Regions from separate parts of the Mus musculus genome. Here region 2 is linked to region 1. Evidence: chromatin loops called from intact Hi-C (ENCODE). Cell type or tissue: heart. All regions are shown on one strand. Links, peaks and the distances in the headings refer to the core of each region. The heading gives the core; the rest is flanking DNA. Region 1 has its middle 27 kb from the start of Cyp7a1. Region 2 overlaps Sdcbp (syndecan binding protein).

The links. A loop is a pair of places that touch in the nucleus more often than their neighbours do. Peaks named below come from ENCODE experiments on the same cell type or tissue, not always from the same donor. Only the 100,000 strongest peaks of a DNase experiment are listed, where the experiment ranks them.
Region 2: a loop joins it to region 1, with 1.8 times the contacts of the local background. A loop is called at or near these places in 1 of 42 quality-filtered maps.

What each region holds. Positions count from the first base shown.
Region 1 is chr4:6,296,208-6,308,950 of GRCm38, reverse strand. No RefSeq gene overlaps it. Among named protein-coding and RNA genes, the nearest start is that of Cyp7a1, 27 kb to the right of the region's middle. In heart, for the core only: a CTCF peak has its summit at 6,516 (motif pointing right); no DNase peak of the experiment used is centred there.
Region 2 is chr4:6,371,791-6,384,533 of GRCm38, reverse strand. Sdcbp (syndecan binding protein) reads right to left here. Exons shown (of 9, transcript NM_001098227.1): 2 at 7,392-7,457; 3 at 5,487-5,568; 4 at 3,435-3,544. The coding sequence starts at 7,442. Among named protein-coding and RNA genes, the nearest start is that of Sdcbp, 12 kb to the right of the region's middle. In heart, for the core only: no CTCF peak of the experiment used is centred there; a DNase peak (open chromatin) is centred at 8,343; H3K27ac peaks cover 577 bases.

The sequences.
Region 1 (12,743 bases), core at 4,381-8,380:
TCGAGTGTACCGGAAGGGTCTTGTGCCCCAGGTCAGGCACGGATCGTCTGCTTCCCTAGTTAATGCAGTATCAGGTTCCGTGCGATTGGATTGGGGCAGACGCTGTGTTCCACTCACCAGAGGTCTTAGGTTCCCATGGGGAATCCTGTGTGGGCCCTTGCGGGTGTCGGGAGACTCCGCTGGCATGGCACCCCGTGCTCGAGTCTTTTTTTGACTTTCTTAGCAGGAGTTATTTATTTCCTCCAAGTTTTTGTTTGTCTTTTCCTTGATTTCTTTTTTTTTTTAAATATTTTTTTACTAAATATTTTCTTCATTTATATTTCAAATGCTATCCCAAAAGTCCCCTATACCCTTCCCTCACCCTGCTTCCCTACCAACTCACTCCCACTTCTTGGCCCTGGTATTCCCCTGTACTGGGGCATATAAAGTTTGCTAGACCAAGGGGCCTCTCTTCCCAATGATGACTGACTAGGCCATCTGCTACATATGCAGCTAGAGAAATGAGCTCTGGGGGTACTTATTAGTTCATATTGTTGTTCCTCCTATAGGGTTGCAGACCCCTTTAGCTCCTTGGGTACTTTCTCTAGCTCCTACATTGGGGGCCCTGTGTTCCATCCTATAGATGACTGTGAGCAACCACTTTTGTATTTGCCAGGCACTGACAAAGCCTCACAGGTGACAGCTTTATCAGGGTCCTTTCAACAAAATCTTGCTGGCGTATGCAATAGTGTCTGTGTTTGGTGGCTGATTATGGGATGGAACCCCAGGTGTAGGAGTCTCTCGATGGTCCATCCTTTCATCTTAGCTCCAAACTTTGTCTCTGCAACTCCTTCCATGGATATTTTATTCCCTATTCTAGGGAGGAATGAAGTATCCAAACGTTGGTCTACCTTCTTGGTTTTCTTGTGTTTTGGAAGTTGTATCTTGAGTATTCTAGGTTTCTGGGCTAATATCCACTTATCAGTGAGTGCATATCAAGTGACTTCTTTTGTGATTGGGTTACCTCACTAAGGATGATATCCTCCAGATACATCCATTTGTCCAAGAATTTCATAAATTCACTGTTTTTAATAGATGAGTAGTACTCCATTGTGTAAATGTACCACATTTTCTGTATCCATTCCTCTGTTGAGAAACATCATGGTTCTTTCTAGCTTCTGGTTATTATAAATAAGGCTGCTATGAACATAGTGGAGCATGTGTTATTATTACCAGTTGGAACATCTTCTGGGTATATGCCCAGGAGAGTTATTGCTGGATCTACTTTTCCTTGATTTCTTTAGGGAATTTATTCATTTCTTCCTTAAAGACCTCTATTATCGTTTTAAATTTCATTTTAAGGTCTTTATTCTTGTGCTCCAACTTTGTTGGAAAATTCAAGGCTTGCTGTAGTAGATCATTTTGCCTCTGGTGGAAACATATTGCTTTGACTGTTGTTAATTGTGTTCTTATGCTGCCATCTCGGTAGCTAGGTTTGGGATGATTAACAATCTAGGTGTTGATTTCTTAGTTTGTCTTTGTTGGATGGGTGTTTTGTTCCTTGGGTTTCTGTTTCCTCTCTGGTCTTCTGGCTGGTGTGTCCTATGATTGAGGAGGAGATCTCCACTTGACTTGTGGGCATAGTCTCTGGTTGATCAAAAGGTCTCCACCTGAGTTGAAGGTTGAGACATGGTGACGTGGGGGGGTCAGAAGTATGTTAGGGGGCACCAAGAAAGTCTCGGGAGGTCTGTTGGCCAACAGTGAACCTGGACTTCTGGTGGCTGGTTGTCCTCTGGCTAAGCAGGTTGTTGTTGTTGGGATTTTTTTTTTGTCTTGTTTTTTTTTTTTTTTTTTTTTTTTTTTTTTTTTTTTTTCTGTAGTTGGGAGCTGGAAAACAGTAACAAGGAGGAGGAGGTGGATTGGAGATAGTGGAGGTGGCACCAAAGAGTTGGGCAGGTGGGCAGCCTACCTGGATTTCTCTTCTGAAGCTTTTGTAACTCCTCTTTGCACACAGTCCCAGCAAGTATAGAAATGTGTCTCTCTTAGGGAAACAACACCCTTCATGAGAGTCACAAATAATATAAAATACCTTGGTGTTCCTAACTAAGGAGTGAAAAATCTGTATGATAAGAACTTCAAGTCTCTGAAGAAAGAAATCAAAGAAGATCTCAAAAGACGGAAAGATCTCCCATGCTCATGGATTGGCAGGATCAATATAGTCAAAATGGCTATCTTGCCGAAAGCAATCTACAGATTCAATGCAATCCCCATGAAAATTCCAACACAATTCTTCACAGAGTTAGAAAGGGCAATTTGCAAATTCATCTGGAATAACAAAAATCCTAGAATAGCAAAAGCTATTCTCAATGATAAAAGAACCTCTGGTGGAATCACAATGCCTGACCTAAAGCTATACTACAGAGCAATTGTGATAAAAACTGTATGGTACTGGTATAGTAACAGACAAGTAGACCAATGAGATAGAATTGAAGACCCAGAAATGAACCCACACACCTATGGTCACTTGATCTTTGACAAGAGAGCTAAAACCATCCCATGGAAAAAAAGACAGCACTTTCAAGAAATGGTGCTGGCACAACTGGTGGTTATCATGTAGAAGAATGCGATTTGGTCCATTCTTATCTCCGTGTACTAAATGGATCAAGGAACTCCACATAAAACCAGAGACACTGAAACTTATAGAGGAGAAAGTGGGGAAAAGCCTCAAAAATATGAGCACAGGGGAAAAATTCCTGAACAGAACAGCAATGGCTTGTGCTGTAAGATCGAGAATTGACAAATGAGACCTCAAAAAATTGCAAAGCTTCTGTAAGGCAAAAGATACTGTCAATAAGACAAAAAGGCCACCAACAGATTGGGAGAGGATCTTTACCAATCATAAATCTGATAGGGGACTAATATTCAACATATACAAAGAACTCAAGAAGCTGGACTCCAGAAAATCAAATAACCCAATAAAAAAATGAGGTACAGAGCTAAACAAAGAATTCTCAACTGGGGAATACCAAATTCCTGAGAATCACCTGAAAAAAATGTTCAGCATCCTTAATCATCAGGGAAATGCAAATCAAAACAACCCTGAGATTCTACCTCATACCAGTCAGAATAGCTAAGATCAAAAATTCAGGTGACAGCAGATGCTGGCAAGGATGTTGAGAAAGAGGAACACTCCTCCATTGTTGGTGGGATTGCAAGCTTTACAACCACTCTGGAAATCAGTCTTGCGGTTTCTCAGGAAATTGGACGTAGTACTACCGAAGGATCCGACAATACCTCTCCTGGGCATATATCTAGAAGATGTTCCAACTGGTAATGAGGATACATGCTCCACTATGTTCATAGCAGCCTTATTTATAATTACCAGAAGCTGGAAAGAACTAAGATGTCCCTCAACAGAGGAATGGATACAGAAAATGTGGTACATTTATACAATGGAGTACTACTCAGCTATTAAAATCAATGAATTCATGACATTCTTGGGCAAATGGATGTATCTGGAGGATATCATCCTGAGTGAGGTATCTCAATCACAAAAGAACACACATGATATGTACTCACTGATATGTGGATATTAGCCCAGAAACGTAGAATACCCAAGATACATTTTTTAAAACACATGAAAATCAAGATGAAGGAAGACCAAAGTGTGGATACTTTGTTCCTTCTTAGAATGGGGAACAAAATACCCATGGAAGGAGTTACAGTGACAAAGTTCAGAGTTGAGATGGAAGGAAGACCATCCAGAAACTGCCCCACCCAGGTATCCATCCCATACACAACCACCAAACCCAGACACTATTGCATATGCCAGCAAGATTTTGCTGACAGGACCCTGATATAGTTATCTCTTGTGAGGCTATGCCAGTGCCTGGCAAATACAGAGGTGGATGCTCACAGTCATCTATAGGATGAAACACAGGGTCCCTAATAAAGGAGCCAGAGAATGTACCCAAGGAGCTAAAGGGGTCTGCAACCCTAGAGGAGGAACAACAATATGAACTAACTAGTACCCACCAACCTGTGTCTCTAGTTGCATATGTAGCAGAGGTTGGCTTAGTTGGCCATCAATGGGAGGAGAGGCCCTAGGTCTAGAGAAAAATCATATACCCAGTACAGGGGAATGCCAGGGCCAGGAAGCAGGAATTGGTGGGTTGTGGAGCAGGGCGGGAGGATGGTATAGGGGACTTTCAGAATTCATTTGAAATGTAAATGAAGAAAATATCTAATTACAAAATAGAAATGTGTCTCTCTAGATGTTAGAGTAAGCTATTGACCTCATGTCTTATCACTCAGAGACTCTTATAAAGGAGGATACTGTAAGAACAACCACATTACAATCCTCAAAATTATAAAATGTATACTAATTCTTATGTTCCAGTAACCTTTTGTTAATTTTTATCAAAGACCCTAACAGCCAACAAATAGTTGTGGTCAAGGACAGAGACCTTGGAGCTAGACATGGGCAGAGTGGGGTTTCACCTACCCCAACTGAATGAGAAACACATGAACAATGCATGTGTATATCCTTCTGTTACCAGGGGGACAGGCAGAGAATGTGTGGATTTTCCGTTTGCTCAGCTTATGATATTGCAGAAAATAAACCAGTCTCAATAGTGATTACCTCAAGTCTTTGCCCATATCTGCCATGGCCCTATAAAACCCTAGAAAAAGAAAATTCAGTGGTCTTTAATCTCTCATAGAAACACCTCTTTAAAAAAAATCAGCGATTCTTTGTGAATTTCACATCATGTACCCCAATCCCACTCATCTCCCTTCCCCTTTGTATCTGCTCTCCAAACTCGTAAGTCCCCCCCCAAAAGCAAACAAAAAATAAAAATTAAAAAAATAAAAAAATAAAATAAATAAAGCAACCAAAAACTCACTGTAGAAGCCATAGTATGTCGTGGTTGTGTCATACAGTCTTTTGCCCAAACAACATTATTTGCAAATTCAATGAGTTATTGAGCTGGTTTGAGGCCTCTGGCTTTTGTTATATTATCAATACTGGATCCTCAATGGAACTTCTCTCAGATATCCTGTTGTTACCTTCTGTCATGGAGATCCTGCAGCTTTGGATCTGCAGGACCTTCCCCTTCACATGCTCCAGCACTTCATAGAGGTCTGGATCTGGGCCTGGGTCGACTTGTTCAGCCCACCAGTTCTCCTGCTCTCATACCACTAGGGCCAGCTCCTCTGCTTTACCCAGGTGAAGGGCAGGGACAGCTCTGCTGTTCTCATGCCCTTGGGGCTGGCTTTTACACTCCCATACCAGCAGAGGCCATCAGATCTACTGTGCTTCCCAGGTGAAGTGTGGGACTCACTCTCTGAAGTGCTTCAGCTGTTGAGGTGTGGGAGTGTCCTCTCACCTGCTCTCATGCACTGGGGCAAGCTCACTTGCCTGCAGCATACTGGGGAAGCATCTCTCCTCTACCTGTGCCCATTCCACAGTAAGGCAGATGAGGTATGGGGCCAGATCTCTAGAGTGCTACAGCCAGTGTCAAGGCAATCTCTCTCTAGTGCCACAGCTGGCAGGGGCCTACACTCCTACTCCCATGTAACCAGAGCCATCTCTTTCTTGCTGCTCAGGTGAGGGGTGGTTCTAGCTCTCCTGAATGTGGTGATGACAGCAGACAAGGGCCAGGGCCAAGTAAGTGCAGTGCTTGGGCATCAATATGACCTCAGGAGGCAGCCCAGACCAGGGACATCGACATGGCCTTTGGTGGTAACATAGGCCTCAAATATCTACATAGACCCTAGCTCTGATAGAATGAACCTGGAAATTACTCCTGGCAGCAGCATAGGCCTGGATGTCATAATGTCCTCAGGTAGCAGCATAGGGCACTCATAGCAGCATGTCCCCCAGTAGCAGCATGCCCCTCAGACATATATATACATGGTTTCAGGTGGCAGCCCAGACCATAGACACCTGCATGAACTTTGCTGGTAACTTGGGCCATAGACAAACACAGCTGCAAGAGAAGCATGGACCCAGACATGGCCCTCAGCGGCAGCCAGGGTCAGGATGTCACTATGGTCTCAGGGTCAGCACAGGCTACTCAGATCATTTTGGCCCCCAGCATCAGTACAGACCCTGGACATCAACATGGTCTCAGGCAACAGCCCAGCCAACTGACATTGGGATGGCCTTCTGTGACAAAATGGGCCACAGACATCAGCGCAGACCCCAGCTGCGGTAGGGCCATGGACACATAGACATGGACATTGGTGGCAATCCATTCCTGGATATCACCATGGTGTCAGGTGGTTGCACAGGCTCCTCATATCTGCCTATTCCTCACTACTGTGGCATCTCCAGTTCCACCTCTCTTTGTAATGCAGAAAACTCTTGATTTTGCCTTTTCAACCACCTCTCTACTGTGTACTCCCTGTTTCTCATCTCTCCATCTGAACAGTACACAAAACCCTACAATCTGTCACATCATCAAGATGTGCTGGGGCAATGTTGGCACAGAATTTTTGAGAGTAGTCCACCAATATAAGATTTAATTTGAGGCTATGCCACAAGAGGGAGCCCATGCCTTACACTGCCTTCATTGCCAGGAACTGGAGACTAGATAGCCCTGAGATTTGAGTAGAACCAAATGCAACTGAGGAAGAAAAGAGTCAATGAAATGATTCCTAATGATAATCTGCTGTACTCACAGATCAGTGCCTTGTTGAATTGTCACAGCTACATCCAGCAGTAGATGAAAGAGGTCACAGGTACCTACAGATATCATTTGGGGAGAGTCTAGATTGTAGGTCTCTATAGGATCCCTCCCCTCAGAGATCAGTGAACCCTGTGGAAGAAGAAGAGGAAAGAAATTAGAAATTGGAGGGGGTAGAAGATGCCAGAAGAACATGGCTCACTGAATCAACTAAGCAGGGATGATAGGGCTCCCAGAGACTGGAGTTGCAAGCATGGGTCTGTATTATATTTCTGTATCTAGTTGTCAGCTTGTTGTTTTTGTGCGACTCCTGACAGTGGAGCGGGTGTATCTCTGACTCTGTTGCCTGACCTTGGGACACTTTCTCTTGTTGAGTTGCCTTGCCCAGCCTCAGTATCAGAGCTTTTTTGCCTTTTCTTATTATGTTGTGTTTTGTCATGTTTGGTTGTTGCCTCTTGGAGGTGTGTTCTTTTCTGAAGGGTAATGGAAGGGGGGTTGATCTAGGAGAGAGAAGTTGAGGGAAGCTGGAAGGAGCGGAGGGATGCGTAACTGTGGTCAGGATTTATTTTATGAGAGAAGAATCTATTTTCTTTCTTTTTAAAATTACATCACCACTTCTCCCGTCCCCCCCCCCCCATATTTTAATTTATTGTTTTGGTGTATGAGTGTTTGCCTGATATATGTCTGTATACCACTTGCATGCCTGGTACCTAAAGAGATGTTAAGACTCTTTGTGGATGCTGGGAACTGAACTCTGGTCTTTTGCAAGAACAGTAAGTGCTTTTAACTACTGAGCTAACTCTCCAATCCTGAGAAAAATCTGTTTTCAGTAAAAAATATTATTTATCATATAATATAACTTGATTATATTCTTTCCCCTCCCCCCAACTCCCAAATTTTTTCACCTCCCTATGCTCCCAACTTCATGTTTTTTTCTCTCCAGCACCCTATGAAAAATAACAACAAAAAACAAAATAAAAACAGAGAAACTAAAGAAAATAAAATAAGATAAATAAAATAAATAAAAAACCAAAGCAAAGCAAAGCAAAACAAAGCAAAGCAAAGCAAAGCAAAGCAAACCAAACCAAACCAAACCAAACCAAACAAATCAAAACAAAACAAAAGCACACAAGAAACATGGAGTCTATTTTTTGTTGGTCAACTATTCCTGGGCATAGAATGTACCTGACTGGGGAAAATGATTTCCTGTTACCCAGCAGCTATCAATTGCAAATAGCTTAAGGGTGAGACTTTGGATCTACCTCCCCTTCTCAGTGCTGGGGTGTGAACTTGTGTAGGTCCTGTGCATGCTCTCTCAGTCTCTGTGAGTGCATATGTGACCAGTCCTTTGTGTCTGGAAGGCACTGTTTCCTTGGAGCTATTCACATTTGGCTCTTGCAATCTTTCCTCTCCTCTTTTGCACAGATCCTGAGAGGTCTGATAAAAACATCCCATTTAGGGCTGAATGCTCCAAAGTCTCTGACTCTTTACAAATTGTCCAGTTATAAGTTTTTCACCTACTGCAAGAATAACCTTCTTCGATGAGGATAGAGTGAGGCGCTAATCTATAAGTATAGCATAATATCATTATGAGTCTTCTTATTGCTTTGTTACTTTAGCAGAATAATGTTTCCTCCTAGGCCCATGGCATATTTATCTCATATACTTGGCCACTTAAGCAGTATTGAGTATGGGTTCCACACCATAGAATGGGCCTTGAATCCAATAATAATATTTAAGAAGTGGTTAGTTCCTCCCATAATGCTTGTGCCACTACTGTACTAGTATAAATTGCAGGCAAGTCTCTGCTTAGGTCACAGGATTTGAAGCTAGGTAAAATTGATGACTACTTTTCTCCTCTGGTAGCATGCAAAGCATCTTCCAGCAACATAAACACTAGTCAGTAGGGGCAAAGTTTCTAGTTAGATACCAGTTCAATTTCTCCATGCCTCGTGATGTAAGAAAGTTATGTCTTCATCAAAGGAGCCTTACCATCAGGTTTTAGAGAGTAAACAATAAGCTTGGTGCTAGCTTGTAATATTTGGGAGGAGGGTCTGTAGGACTCCTTTGGCCAGCTATTCCACATGCTATAATAACCCATTCTTGTCAACTGGAGGTTATAAGATGTCAAATTAGGGCATGGTCTGCATGATTATGTGGTTTACTCCATTTAGATTCCTTTCATATATGTAAACAATTAGGAAACTTTTACAGTAGTGAGCTTCCATATGGCTCTTTAAAAAGGCATTTAGCATTAATTGTTCCTCCCCAATGTTCCTCCTTTATCCTGTTTTCTGTCCTGCTCTCCGTTTAACCTGCCTAGTCTAATTTCCTCTTTATGTCTTCATAACACTATACTATATTTCTCCTTTCTTGGAAGGTTCCCCTCCTCCCCACTGCTTTCTTACCTAACCTATGAAACACATACCTAGAGTTTCAAAGTTAATATCCACATGTAAAGAAAGCATAGAATTGGGGGCTGGATTACCTCGCTCCAAATGATTGTTTATAGCTTTTTTCATTTACATGCAGATTTCTTTTAATTTTTCTTAACAGTTGAATAATAATCATGTGTAAATGTACTACATTTTCATTATTCATTCATTTATCAGTTCATGGACATACAGGCTATTTCCAGGTTTCAGCTGTTATGATTAGAACAATGAAGAATATGGATGAAAAAGGATCTTTGGAGTTAGCTGTAGAGTTCTTTGGCCATATGCCAAGAGTGATAGAGCTGGGTCTTGTAGTGGATAAATTTTCAGCATTTTGAGGGACCTTCACACTGATTTCCATAGAGACTACCTTCTCTCACACTTCCACGAGCAATGGATATGTGCTCCGCTTTTCTCAGCAGCCTGATGTGCTGTCTTTGTTAGTGTTTGCCATTCTGACTAGGGTACAATGAAATTTCAAAGTACATTTCCCTGATGGCTAAGGATGTTGAACATTTTCTTTGCATCTCAGATTTTGAGAATTCTCTGTTTGGTTCTATAATCTGTTTTTGAATTGGGTTATTTGTGTCCTTGGTGTTCAGGGTTTTTTGTTTGTTTGTTTGTTTGTTTTTGTTTTTACTTCTTTTTTCTTCTTAAATATAGTCTAGACCTATCAGATGTGTAATTTTGGTAAAGATCTTTCTTCATTCTGTAAGCTGTCACTTTGATTCTTTGCCATATAGAAGCTTCTCTTCCACATGAGCTCTCATTATTAATTGTTAGTTTTAATTTCTGTCCTGTTCAGAAAGTCCTTTTTATTTTTTATTTTTTATGTTTTTGCCAACAAGTTCAAGTCTACTCTCTGCTTTCTCTTTTATTGTGTTTAGGTTATCTGGTGTTTTGTTAATATCCAAGATCCATTTGGAGTTGAGTTTCATTCAGGGTCACAGAAATGGATCCATTTTTATTCCTTTACATACAGACACCCAGTTTAACCAGGACAATGTGTTGAAGATACTGACTTTGCCCCAGTGTGTCTTTGTCATAAATCACTTATTCATTGGTGTATAGAATTATGTTTCAGTCTTTAATTTGATGGCTTTGGTTAGCATGTATGATTTTATGCCAATACCATGCTGTTTGTATTATTATAGCTCTGTAATACAGCTTGAAATCAAGAATATGATATTTCAACAGTTCTTTTATTATTCAGGATTTTAAAAAGCTGTCCTGGATTTTTTGAGTTTCTATATGAAGTTGAAGATTGCTTTTTCAGCTTCTGTCAAAAATTGTGTTGAAATTTTGACAGAGATTGATTGAATCTGTACATTGCTCTTTGGTATGACAACCACTTTTACAATATTAATAACAAACCCAACAAATCCATGAGCATGCGAGACCTTCAGAATCTTCATTGCAAAATCAGGGTGATTTATAGTTGGCCTGATTTCAAGTGTGATTTGGTCTTTCCCCCCTGTAGATTTTAGTATACATCTTTTATTCACTTAAAGGTTTGATTATTATATGCTATAGGGGGTTTCTTTCCTGGTGCTGTTTGGTTGGTATTTTGTGTGCTTTTTGTACCTTGATAGACAACTGAGATTGGGGAAATTTCCTCCTATGATTTTGTTAAAAAATATTTCCTGCTTATCTCTGAGGTCTCTGTCTGACATCTAAGTTTTTCATGTTCTGTTTTATTTCAGTTTTGTTTTGTTTGTTAAGTTCTTTTTTCATGGCTTGAGTTGTTTTCAATATTTTATTCCACTGTTTCTGTTTTCACAGACTTCATAAAGGCATCTATTCATATCCTATTTAAGGTATTTGAACATATCAGTAATTGATATTTTAAAGTTGTGTCTTGTGCTTTATCTAAATGTCTTTTCTCAGGGTCTAACATAACAGAGTATTTGGCATCTTGAGGAGGAATATAGTATAGGTTATTTATAATTGTGATTTGTGTGTGTGTGTGTGTGTGTGTGTGCACGCGTGTGTGCTGGTGTCTAAGTATCTGGAGCTATGATGTTTGAAGTATTTCTTTTTTTTATAAGATATTTTCTGTATTTACATTTCAAATGTTATCCCCTTTCTTGGTTTCCCCTCTAAAAACACCCTCCCCTCCCCCTCCCTCCTCTCCCCAACCCACCCACTCCCACTTCCTGGCCCTGGCATTCCCATATACTGGGGCATAGAACCTTCAGAGGACCAAGGGTATCTCCTCCCACTGATGTCTGACTAGGCCATCCTCTGCTGCATATGCAGCTGGAGCCATGAGTCCCACCATGTGTGCTCTTTGGTAGGAGGTTTAGTCCCTGGGAGCTCTAGGGTTACTGGGTAGTTCGTATTGTTGCTCCTCCTATGGGGCTGCAAACCACTTCACCTCCTTGGGTACTTTCTCTAGCTCCTTCATTGGGAACCCTGTGCTCAGTCCCATGGATGGCTGTGATCATCCACCTCTGTATTTGTGAGGAACTGGCAGAGCCTCTCAGGAGAGAGCTATATTAGGCTCATGTCAGCAAGCATTTGTTGGCATCCACAACAGTGTCTAAATTTGGTGATTGTAAATGCGATGGATCCCAGGTGAGTCAGCCTCTACATGGTCATTTCTTCAGTCTCTATTCCACACTTGGTCTCTGTAACTCCTTCCATGGTTGTTTTGTTTCCCACTTCTAAGATGGATAGATGTATCCACACTATGGTCTTCCTTCTTCTTGAGTTTCATATGGTTTGTGAATTGTATCTTGGGCATTCTGAGCTTCTGAACTTCAGGGCTAATATCCACTTATCAGTGAATATATACCATGTGTGTTCTTTGGGGATTGGGTTACCTCACTCAGGATGATATCCTCCAGATACATCCATTTGCCTAAGAATTTCATAAATTCATTGTTTTTAATAGCTGAGTAGTACTCCATTGTATAAATGTACCACATTTTCTGTATCCATTCCTCTGTTGAGGAACATCTGGGTTCGTTCCAGCTTCTGGCTATTAGAAATAAATAGAAATATTAAAAATAAATATGAACATAATGGATCATGTGTCCTTATTACAAGTTGGAGAATCTTCTGGGTATATGCCCAGGAGTGGTATTGCTGGATCCTCAGGTAGTCCTATGTCGAATTTTCTGAGGAACCGCCAAACTGATTTCCAGAGTAGTTGTAAGAGCTTGTAATCCCACCAGCAATAGTGTAGCTAACTAGTATTATCTTTTTTGGGTGGCTATTCTATTCTTTAGTTGCTGTTTTTCATTCTGGGGTCTAGCCAATTGTGGCAGTTTTGGGGTCCCCAGGTCTTATCCAAGTATGGTATGTTTGGGTTACCTTATGTCGAGCTGTTCTGGAGGACAGTGGGGGAGTCAAAAAGAAATTGTGATGGGTTAGAAGCAATGGCTGAAAGGAGAAGCAGGGAAGAATTAGCAGTCTCTGTCTGTAACAAGAGGCCAAATTCCTAGGGGATGGAGATGAGCTAAGAAGAGGGGCTCAGGCAGGTGGGCTGCAGTGGAACTTACAGTAAATCTGGAGAGACTGGAATGGAGGACAGGAAGGAGGACAAACATCCCCTACTTAATCCCAGCCAACTGTGATTCTAGGCTCCTTGGAAGAGAGGGATTTTGTAGGTTTGTGAAGTCACAAAAGAATGGAG
Region 2 (12,743 bases), core at 6,536-10,535, 73 kb before region 1:
AATCATAAAATTATCAATTTAAAAATAAGTTAATATGAACAAGGCTTTAAGTCAGGAATGAAATAAAAAGACAACATAAAAACATATTAAACTGCTCTTGACAAAAATCTCCGTGTGTACACATTGGGATTAGGAAAACCGAGGCACCAAGAGCAGGGCAGTAGAACTGTGGCTGATCTCATACAGAAGGTAAGTCAGCTCCAAATGGACTCCCAAAGCCATAACTGTGGAGATCTGCACATAAAACTAGGAGAAAACGCAAGACAAATCTCTCAATGACCTTTGTATGTAAGGAGAGCTACATCCGACTTAATGAGATCCTTCACAGCCGGGGTGGGGCCCAGAGGTGGGTCGTTTGAGAACAGCCTCAAAACCTATCTCAAAACAAACAAAAAAGTTCTTCACAACAAAAGCAGCATTCACCAAACTGAAAGCAGCCCATGGAATGGGAGAAGTTATTTGAAAATCATCATGTAGTAAGTGGCAAATATCCAAATGCATAAATAACTCAAAACTCAACAGCAAAAACAGCACACTCAATTTAAAAATGGGCAAAATGCCTACATACAAGCTTTTCCCAAAGATAACAAGAGGGTGGGTGGGTGACAGATCATTTATCATTAGAGAATCACAGCCAGAGAGATGACATCACCACCCCGTGTGTCAGTGTGCTGGGAACAAGCACAAGACTGACTCCAAGTACTACCACTTCATTGTCAGACTCCATTTAATCATAGGGAAAAACAAAATTCAGGTCCCAGACCCTAGGGGAGCTGGGGACTTCCCGATAGCTGAACAGCCTCCATTAAAAGGAAGCAGCTGAAAGCGTCCAGACATCTCCAGGACAACTGCTCCATGTTGCTGGTGGGGTCAAACCAAGTTCATGTTCACAGACCCAAGAACCTCCTCCAATTGGTGAAAACTCCCTTGCTAAGCCTTTATGTCAAAATATGATTGAGCAATGGTACAGCCCGCCGCACTTCTGCTTTACGCTTTCTTCCTTTAAATATGCCCTACAACATCCTTTCAGGCTACTCAATCAGTAGTGGCTTGATTGCAATAAATTTTGTCACCTACATTAACCTGGTGCTTGAGTCAAGTTGAATTTATGTTGGATTTAAACAGACCCCTCAGCAAGTATTATCTATCAAAAAAGACAAAAGTGCTGAAAAACGCAGGGGAAGGTCTAGGGGAAGGTTTAGGAGTACCCAGCCTTTAACGTAGCCAAGATATTTTAAAATTAACTGAGGGGTGTGTGTGTGTGTGTGTGTGTGTGTGTGTGTGTTCCATCCCTGAATCCAAAGAGTTCCTGGGTGTGTGGCTGGAAGCATGCAACCCAACAAGAGCACAGAGCGGTGTAGCCCAAACTCACTGGTACAGTATACCTTCTGTATAAAGCTGTATAAAGCTGTATACCTTCTGTATAAAGCTGGGGGGAAAAACTAAGTGGAACACAAAAGCAAAAACTACACGGTATGTGAAGTGAATTATGTACTAAGTGAAATATATGCTAAGAGAAATGTGCAGAACAAATTAAGTAAACAAAACGATAGAATAAGAACAGAGTATACCACAGAGCCTTATAAATGCAGATACTTCTAAAGTAACTTCAGATTACCTTCAAAGCAAGAAATGTACAAATGGGGAGGGGACACTTGTATGATGCTCACATAAAGGGATCAAAGTATACAGACCTGGGCAAAGGAAGTCAGATACACTGAAATAATAGCTATAATTGGCTTTTTTTCTTTGTTAGAAGATAAATTTTCTATAAACATAGCAACTAGCATTTTTGTTTTCTCCATGCCTCTTTTTACTTTACTGTTGGTTGACTTTACATTTTTTACTTTAAATTTTTTAAGATTTATTTTTATATAATTCATCTATATGTCTGTATTTGCCACTTCTGTGGATGCCTGAAGATGTCATATCCTCTGGGGCTGTCTTCTGGCATAGCAGCAAGCACTGTAGCCACTGAGCCACGTCTTACAACTTGCCTAGCCGCTCCGAGGCTGCAACTATTAGAACCCCTCCCCTAGGTCCAAGCTGCAACAGGCTGCATCCCTAAGCGTTCTGGCCCCAGCACTGATCCACTCCATCCTAGGGCAGCAGCTGGCTTTCGCCACTTCTATCTGGGTTCTACTTTTTCCTTTGAAAATCTTTGACCATTTATCTAATTTCTCAAATCACTTCAGCTGAAATACCGTTTTATCAACTGGATAATTGTTGAGAATCAGTTCTAATGTTCTGTCTTATTTTGGCTCCCAAAGTCATGCACTGATAATAACCAATGGCTGGACAGAGCGATGGAGGCGGGACATTTAGATTAGAAGATTGTGTGCAAGCCGGAGACTGAGAAAGAAGGGAGAGAGAGAGGGTAAGGAGAGGAGAACTGCCATGACGGGGAAGCAGAGGGATCAGACTAAGAGCTACAGGAAAGAAAGGAACCAGCATGTAAGGGGGAAAGTGGTCCAAGGCTTGCTCTCTCAATTGGGTCTTGGGTAGCAGAGATGAAACACTCATTTAGCAAGTCGATTCAGGAATGTTAGAAGAGAGAATGTGCTAGCCCCAACCTCGGGGAGGTTTGAAAGTGTCTAGCCACTGAGCAAGTTAGACATATTAAAAATAATGCGCTCTCTCTCTCTCTCTCTCTCTCTCTCTCTCTCTCTCTCTCTCTCTCTCTCTCTCTCTCTCTGTGTGTGTGTGTGTGTGTGTGTCTTTCATTCGAGAATCTAGACAGCTCTGGCAGGTAGCTGAAGCATGACCTGCCAGGAGCCAAAGCAGATTAACTAATTTACCAGTCAAGACCATAAGTAATGCAAGTTAGCTTTCAATAAATATTGAAGTTTCAACATATAAAAGCCAGGTACTGCATAAGCAGTAGCAAGAGGATAGAAGTGGATTCAGTCATGAAGCTTGTAACTATAATTACTGCAAGAGCTATGTGCTACATTCAAACCTAGAATCTCAGTCTAATTACAAAAAAATAAAAATAAAAATGGCTTCTAATTACAGGAGGAGGAATATTAAGAACGTGAGCAAAATAATATGTCAGTTATATACTTCAAGTGACTAACCTATCCAGAATGAAATTATGTCTGGAACAAGACTTGCTGTGAAATATGTTAAGAAATAATTGTACTACTTAGTAACTCTATGTCAGAATTCCAAACCTCAGTGCAGTTATACAGCTAGAAAGGATAAAAGTAACTCAGAAACCCGGCAGGGGCCGGGTTAGGGAAGGATAAAATGCACAAGACAAAGACCTAATCAATTCACCAGTGGATGACAATGTTCAGAAATACTTCTAGAAAGAATTTTATAATCTTAGGACAGTTCAACCCTAAAGTTATGAACATGTGAGTTTCCTATAAATGGGTTTACACCTATGTATAAAGGACATTTTGTGGGACTTAAGATCAGACTGTACATACCCCTTGTGCTGGTGCTCCAGAGACCATGGGCATGCTCTCACATATTTCAGCTTCATTTAAAGACAGTCCCATGTATTGAGAGAGCTCTGGATACAGTTTAGGATACAGATCTAATATAAACAAAGAAAAAGGCATTGGCAGAATATTCAAAATAACAACTTAGTATGAACTTGCTGTGTTCAATTTAAAAAAAAAATAAGGCACAAAGATTTAGATGCATAAAATGGAAGGATATCTTCCCATCTCTGACACAATTAGAATGAAAAAATCCACAACCACTTGAATGCAAAAGCCCTAACCTCTGAAACCCATCCGAAGCCGTCTTAGCTTTCTAACCCAGAGTCACCGTCTGCGGCCATGGTGCACTTCAGGACCCACCACAGACCACCATAGTGTGCAGGTGTCCAAATCCTCATTTAAAATGGTCTCAAGCTGGCCATGGTGGCAACATGGGCTTAAGCCCAGACTCCAGTTATGAGGCAGAAGCAGGAGGATTACCACAAATCTGAGACCAGCCAAGGCTAGATAGCAAGACCTTAAAAGCTGACGGTCATCTAGCCATCAGTAGACCTGTGCGAGTCATGCGGTCTGCTTTTGACCCCTGCTGGAGACTCATCCTACACAATACCACTCAACACTGAGAGCTGCTGATTTCTCTTAAGAAAAATAGCAAAAAAGTTCACAGTACAAATATAAAATATAGAAATGGAAATAAAAGACACAGAGAGGTAACTACTCAAAGGTAAAAATAATTTTCCAAATAAATGACCTTGCCCCCCCTCTTTTTTAACATAATCCTAAAACCTTAGAAAATTGGGGGGGTTATGGCACGGACTCTTCAGTTCAGAATCCCCGAAGTGTTTAGTGCCTCAGCCACTTAACTCACTCCACACACAGCGATGGGACAGGATGGGATGGTTCCCTCAAGTAATAGGGGACAATGTCAAAGCCTGGGATGGACTCTGTCCTACCACTTTAAGATTGACAGGCTTATTCTAACGAAATGAGACAAACAGACGGTTTAAACATTACTAGTTAACTTTTTTTTGAAGTGAGCTTCTTCCAAAATCTTTTTCTATGATCTATTTTGATTTCAGAGTAGAGTCATTACAAAGAATAAAGTGAAGAGATGGCATGAGAAGAGGTAAGGCCACCGGGACTTAAGTTAATCATTTCCTTAGTCTCTTCATGTCTTACAGAGAGGCTCTATCCTGAAGCCTCTGATTCAGGGTGGAAGGAGGACAGGCTATGGTTTATCCAGTCTGAACAGCAACTCCTAGTTTTGAAAAATATCCCAAAAAGAAGACAGTTGGAAACTTCCTGAGTTCCCCGGCAAAGTAAGAAAGAGGCATTTCAGGATGGATGCGGGAGAGAGCGGCAGTTGGGAAAACTGTAGTCCCATGGAAGAGTGTGTTTCCCACTAATGAACAGACTATGTTAAAGATTATGAATCAAACTAAGAATTTTATTATGCCCTAAGACTCACCTTCATACTCAAAGATCACTCTTTTTTTTTTAATTAGGTATTTTCCTCGTTTACATTTCCAATGCTATCCCAAAAGTCCCCCATACCCACCCCCCCACTCCCCTACCCACCCACTCCCCCTTTTTGGCCCTGGCGTTCCCCTGTACTGGGGCATATAAAGTTTGCCTGACCAATGGGCCTCTCTTTCCAGTGATGGCCGACTAGGCCATCTTTTGATACATATGCAGCTAGAGACATGAGCTCCCGGGGGTACTGGTTAGTTCATATTGTTGTTCCACCTATAGGGTTGCAGATCCCTTTAGCTCCTTGGGTACTTTCTCTAGCTCCTCTATTGGGAGCCCTGTGATCCATCCATTAGCTGACTGTGAGCATCCACTTCTGTGTTTGCTAGGCCCCGGCATAGTCTCACAAGAGCAAAGATCACTCTTAATTAAACAAGTATTTCTTCAAAAAAAAAAACCATAACATGTCAAAACAAAATCCCAGATTCTGAATTTCAGGGGAGAAGAAGGCCTTTATATTTATCTCTGTCCCTCCACCCCACCAAGAGCAAAGTATAAACCTACTTCCATCTGGAGGGAGAGCAGCAGAAGCATCCACCAGAACAAATGCTTGGCTGGCGGGATTGGCAGAATAAGCAGTTTGAGCCTGGAAAAGAAAAGAAAATTTTAGCAAATAACAAAAATATCTACATCTTTCTTATACTATTTACATGTTAAATCTAGTACTTTACAGAACAAACTAACAACTGAAGTTTTACTTAGAGTTTCACTTGAAACAGTTCAGAAATCATTTTCACCCAAAGGAAACCTGTAAATTAAAAAATTGTGGAATACCTTAAAAACTGAATGATACCACTTTCCACATCTCACCGTCAGTGCCTAACAGTGTGCCTGCAGATACATCAACTGCATGTTCTTTTCTTTCTTGGTATTTGAAACCAGCCTCAAACTCATCACTTAGCTGAGTGTGACATTCCCATCAAGTCTTGACGCCCCTGCCTCCAGCTCCCCAGTACTGGATGAGAGAGAGGCATATGTCACTATGCTCAGCTTGGTTAGTGCTGGGGATGGGCGGATCCAGGGCTTGATACACACAGTCAAGGACAGGCTGTTAAGATTCTGGAGCTGAAAGAAGTTCTACAATAATGTGGTGCTGAACGCAATCATAATGTAGCAATCATAAGTAAGCAATCATAATGGCTACTGCAAAATAATTTACAAAATATGAACTGCCAGTTCGCTGCTGAGGTGAGATGGGCCAGACAAGGAATGTTATACTCTTCTGTAACTTCTTGCCAGGGCATCTCAAGATCAAAACCACACGTGTCATCCATCTGTGGATCCGAGTCAGAACCTCTTAGCCTGAGTGGCTGGACCAGGAATATTTTAAAATCTAGCAGGGACAGAAGAGCCACCCCACTTCCTGCCCCTGCCCATTCCATCTCCCAGCAGCCAGCTCTCTGCTGGAACATCATAGGACCTGTGAGGGGACTCTGCTTCTCTTAGGTCAGCTGACATACTTTCCAGTCTACCCTTGAGCTCTCCCTCCTGCTCTAATAGCAGCACTTACCTCATTGCTTCTGTACACTTTATCCTCAGGGAGGAGGCACATTTATTCTAGACTCATCACACCTCCTAAAGACCTCAAAAACCAACCAAACAAACAAACAAAAATGCTCCAACAAAACTACCACTATCTAAAGGGCTGGCATGCATATTATATATTCCAACAACTTACATGTGTCTTCTGTAATTTAAACTGTACTAAGAAAATTAAGCTATCTTTGAAAATTGTAAAACAAATTTAAGGAAATACTATCTAGGTCTGGAGAGATGACTTAATAGTTAGGAGTACTGAATGCTCTTCCAGAGGACCCATGTTCAATTCCTAGCACCCACAAGGCAGCTCACAACCATCCATAATGAGTTCCAGCAGATTTGACACTCTCACACAGACATTCATACATACATACAACACCAATGGGAAGGAAGGGAGGGAGGAAGAGAGTAAGGGAGGGAGGGAGGGAGGGAGGGAGGAGAGAGAGAGAGAGAGAGAGAGAGAGAGAGAGAGAGAAAGAGAGAGAGAGAGAAAGAAACAAAGGGAGGGAGGGGGGGGAGGAGTGCTCTTGGGCAGGCCCAAGTTCAGTTCCCAGCCCTGGAGCCTAGCAGCTCACAACCGTCTAACTCCAACTACACTACCAACAGATCTAATGCCCCGACTTCCAAGTTTACTTTCAAGATGCATGTATACAAACATACACACACATATACAACTTAACTTCTGTTTATCTAAGAAAGAAATTTTACCCCAGGGCTAATAGATACAGAGAAATAAAAACGAATTTCTAATCAATGTTTTAGTCTACAAGAGACTTAAACAGACTTAGGAATATACCAACTAATGAATATCTCCTGTTTGATTTCAAAGAAAACATTATGAAACATTTTTTAAACGAAAAGCAAACATACCTGAATTACTTTGTCTACCTTCAAATCTTCAAGAGATGGATAAAGAGACATTTCTGCAGATATTTTCTAAAAAATGAAAAAAAAAGTATCACACAGTATGTACAGCCAACAATATGGATATAAACATTTAACAAATGTTTAATACAATAAAAAAGCTTAAAAAACAAAATAAAAATAAAACAACTACAACAAAAATAATGGGACTATTTAAGGCATATCATAGTTAGTAGACATTTAACAGCTGTTACCAAACTGTCTCTCTGTTCCCACAGCTACCCAACTACATTCATCTTGGATTTTAAACATCAAGAAAAGCTCCCTTCATTTCACAAGTTGTGAAAATCAAAGAAGAAAAGCACGTGGCTTACCCTCAGCTGACACAGTACTCCTCAGCTAAACCAGGGTCAGGAAAGAGCCTTTCACAAAACACTCTTGGGCGTGGACAGACATATTACCTTCTACCAACAGTGCCAACAGAAAATAGTATGCAGGCAAACTGCACTAGGAAGATACTCATAGTATATGGAAAAACTTAACATATGCCATCTATATTTTTAGCAATGGTTTTAGCTAGAGGGAAGGGATGTAAAAAAGGAAACTATTGCCTTTCATTGTTAGCATTTCTATATATAGTTCAATGTTTGTTAAGCTACCATAAATTGCTTTTCGTAGCAATTTAAAATAAAATTATCTGAAATATTACACAGACACATGTTTTAAGTTTTGTTTAGCTATTCTGAGGTAAATGCCTGAGACTTCCACTTAGCCAAATAAAACAATTACTAATTACTAATAGGTTTGGCAAATCACTGAGCCTGCTCCATCACCTCCCACTTCCAAATCTATTCTTTATTTCCTGCTCTCCAAACCCAGAGCTGAACCTTTTAAAGCCTGCCTGCACTGCTTAGAGGAGGAGGCTGCTGAGCTCTTGGCCAGGGCAGCCAGCCTCTCAGCCATGCTGGAGCCAGCACACTCTCCAACCAGGCTCCTACAGAACCTGCTTCTCTAGCAGTTCCCACCACGGGGAGATGATTCAACAAGCTTAGCCATGCTATAATGAGCAGAAAAGCAGGAGAAAGCCATCAGGCTACTCCGAAGGAACAGTTCACCCAGAAACCCTTTCCTATGGATTGGTAGTAAATTCTAAACTGTGACATGCTAAAGTGAAAAGTCACTGTAAGTTCGTTCCACCATGTCTCCTAAGAAGCGTCTCACAAGACCCAGAACGAAGCCATCAGCAGGCAGTCTGTCCCTCTGTGCACGTTCTCAGTCCCAGTGATGGTTACTTACTACAACAGCACCCCAACGAAAGACATGAGTTATTGGCCAGGGCTGTCTTAAGAGACCCCCAAAACATACACCCTATGGCTACTGCCCCAGAGATGAATGGTGAAGACACCATACATTTCCTAAGTTAGCTAACTACTCAGTGCTAGTGAGGTTGCGGATACTGGAAGAACACAACCACACTTTACTAAACTAGCATAATTCTTAACTACATTCTAAGTATCTGTATCACAAAGTGTAGTTTCACCCCTCAGCAAGAAAACTTCGAAAAACAAAAAACAAAAACAAAACAAACAAAAAAAAAAACAAAAAAACCCAAAAAACTTCTCTTTGCAACAGATAGAAACCAATACAGAAAACCACAAAACCAATCAAAATGCAGTTGTGAGGCCCAGTCCCAGTGGATCTGTCTACAAAACACTCCTGTACCCAAGGCTCAGAAACACTTCAGAAGAGGGGTGGAAAAGCTTGTAGGCATCAGAAATCAGGGAGCTGCTGTAAGACTATGTATCCTAGTAATGTTGAAAATACGTCCATAAAAGTCTCACCAACACAGCTGCCTATCCATGAGCTGAATATGGACAATAACATACATGCCAATGCAGACAGGCAAAGACCACAAGGCCTCAACCCTACACAAAGAAATACAGACGACTAAAAATGCTGGGGAGTGGGGGCTCTTCCCCAGGGAAGAACATACTAACTGGTTATTCAACTTCAAATGGTCAGCCCTGCAAAGTATATTACAGACTGTGCGGGTTACATTTAGGAATATAAATATAAAGACACACACATACATGCACATGATAAGATGAAAAAGGATGTCCTGAATTTGAAAGACGGCAGGGAGGGTACATTGGAGGGCTTAGAGGGAAGAAAGGAAAGGGAGAAATGTTGTAATTACTTTATAATCTCAAAAATAAAAAGCTGGATGTGGAGAAGCAGAAGAAAGCAGATCATGGGTTCCAAGCCAGCCAGATCTACACAGCAAGTTTCAGGACTACACAGAAAGAACCTGTCTCAAACAACAAAAGTAAAATAAATGGATTCCTGTTTACTAACCAATCACCATGTATTTAATCATGCTATAGGTACTAATACTGTCCATTACATTTTATTAAAAATCATTAGAGTTCTATGTCTTGGGTGGGCAACAATTGACATACAGAAAAACTCAAATCCTTTTTAAGAATTTATTTTTCATATCAACATGAGCTATTCAATCATTCCACTTCTAATACTGGAATATTATTATGCACTCAAATGACTCCTCTCCCCTTCCCCATGCCATCCACACTCCAGCTTCAGGCATGTAGGCCGCTTGCCTCTGGATTTACATCTGTGGACAATTTAACTGAGATTAATGGAATGCATGGCCTTTTGTCGGCTTCCTTCCTACCATATGGTATGCTAAAGGTCATCGATGCTGCGGCATTCATCTATCAGCATTTTATCCTTTTAAAGTGAATATTTTAGATTGTTTCTATACCACTTTATGTTTAGTCATTCTCATCTGGACCTTAGGGCCATAATGAATAATGTTCTTGATAATTAATATATATGCTTCAGGAATTTTTGCATAAAGATATGCCTTTTATACTTTTGATATGTAACTAAGAACATGACTTCTAAATCAATACATTTAACGTTTTTGTAAATGATCAAACTGTTTCTAAAGGGATAACACTATTTTTATACTCTCAGAATTCTTATTTCTCCATTTCCTTACTGCTACAATCTGGTTTGGCTAACGGCCACGCTAGACGTGAAATAGCATGTCAATGTGCTCAGAACCGCATCCTCCTAACAATGATGACACTGGCATCCTTTCATGCACTGGGCCACTTGCTACCTTACTACACCTACATCCTCCATCAACGAAGAAACGCCTACTTAAAGCCCCTGCCTGTTTATTTAACTGGAGTGTTTAGAATGGTAACGGTTCTGCTTAAATTCTAGGCATCAGGTTCTAAATTCATTCAGGTTTCAAAATCAGTGGAACTGGCTAGTTTATAAATACAAATTTAATTCTCAAAGTTCTGCACACTAGAAGGTTCGAGAACAGGGAGAAGTATCCTGTCCTGTGCCACAGACAGTCACTTTCCATTGTGCCTTCACAAGGCAGAAGGGACAGGACAGTTCTGTGGTGTCTCTACTGTCAGGATTCTAGCTCAGGTTGTAAGAGCAAAGCCCCCCAAATCTCACTCCCCAAAACTCAATTTCACCTTCATGTTTGCAGAACTTAAACAATGAATTTTGAAGGCGGGTATACGTTCAGACATATCACATACTCCTATCTGATAGATTTTCAAACATTTTCCTTCCATTCCTTAGACTGCCTTTAATTTTGAGTGTTCTTTGTAGCACAAAAGTCTTTTCTTTGATAAAGTTAAATGTGTTTCCCCTGGCTAGCTGTACATTAAAGACAACATACAGGAACTGACTCATGGTCATTGAAACACTGCTTTGGTCTATGAATTTTACAGATTTAGCTATTATATTTGGATCTTTGATCTAGTTTGAATCTTCATTTTTTTTTTTTTACCACAGTTGAAGCACTGATGCAATTTAATTCTTTCTACCTACATGTCAAGATGTTGTTTCTAGCACTGTTTCTTTAAAAGAATAGATTTCGAAAAGAATAGAGCTCTACTTTGAGAAGAACTGCTTTGGTGGCCTAGCTGAAAATCAGCTGGTGGTTAGTGTGTCATCACTTCTGACCTCTGGTACCACTTCCTTCTGACCTGCCTTCTGACCTGCCCCCTGGTCGTTGCTGGACCTCTACAATAAGCTTTGAGTATGAACTTTCCCACGCCACTCTTTTTTAAGATTCTAATTGTTATTCACTCTCTATATATATACATTTCAGTTTAGTGTGAATTTAGAATCTAGTTACTCTCCCCACTCCTGACTTTTTAACACATTTTAAGTATAGAATTGGGCACTAATAAGCATATACTTAGATCTAGGGGCTAGAGAGATAGCTGAGTGGTTAAGAGCATGCACTGCTCCTGCAGAGGATCTAAGTTCAGTGCCCAGCACCAATGTTGGACATTTGTAACTGCCGGTAACTCTTCCAGAAGTTTAAATACATTCTATTTTATTTTCGTCTCTGATATTTTCTATTTTCCCCTTCGATTTCTTTTACCCTACAAAAGTGATCAAGATTGTATTTTGATTTCTACTTTTTTTAAAAAAAGATTTATTCATTTTATGTATGTGAGTACACTGTTGCTGTCTTTAGACACACACCAGAAGAGGGCATCAGATCCCATTACAGATGGTTGTGAGCCACCATGTGGTTGCTGGGAACTGAACTCAGGACTTACGGAAGAGCAGTCAGTGCTCCTAACTGCTGAGTCATCTCTCCAGCCCTTGATTTCTACTTTTACTGTCATCAAAAAGATGCTTCCTAGTTCAGTATTTTTAAAATTCTTAAGACGAAATGACCTGCACACATACTTGAGAAGAAAATATCTTCTGTGAAATGGATGGGATGTCCTGTTGATGGCTTTAGGTCCATTTGGTCTACAGTACTACTACTCAAGCCCTCCACCGCTTGCTAATGCTCCATTTGGCTATCCTCTCCACTCTTAGAGCTCTGATAAGGAAATCTATTATGCTATTACCTGTTTCTCCTTTGTCCTAATTTACTCTATGTATTTTAAGGATCTGAGGTCATATGGGTGGGCAGGCAGGCAGATAACTGTTTACCTACTGAGTAGGTGCTTTTAGCATTACAGAGCCACACCTTTGTTTTAGTGTCCTAAGCCAGTGGTTCTCAACCTTCCTAATGCTGTGTCCCTTTTATTCAGTTTCTCATGTTGGGGTGACCTCCCCAAACCATAAAATTTTGTTGCTACTTCATAACTGTAATTTTGCTACTGTTGTGAATCACTGTGTTTTTCAATGGTCTTAGGCGACCTCTGTGAAAGGGTTGTTCAACTCTAAAGGGTAACGACCCACAGGTTTAGAACCACTGGTCCTATGTTACCACAGGAAACAGGCTCAATCTATTATATAATAGTAATACATATAATAAACTGGGAAGGATTAGTGGTATTT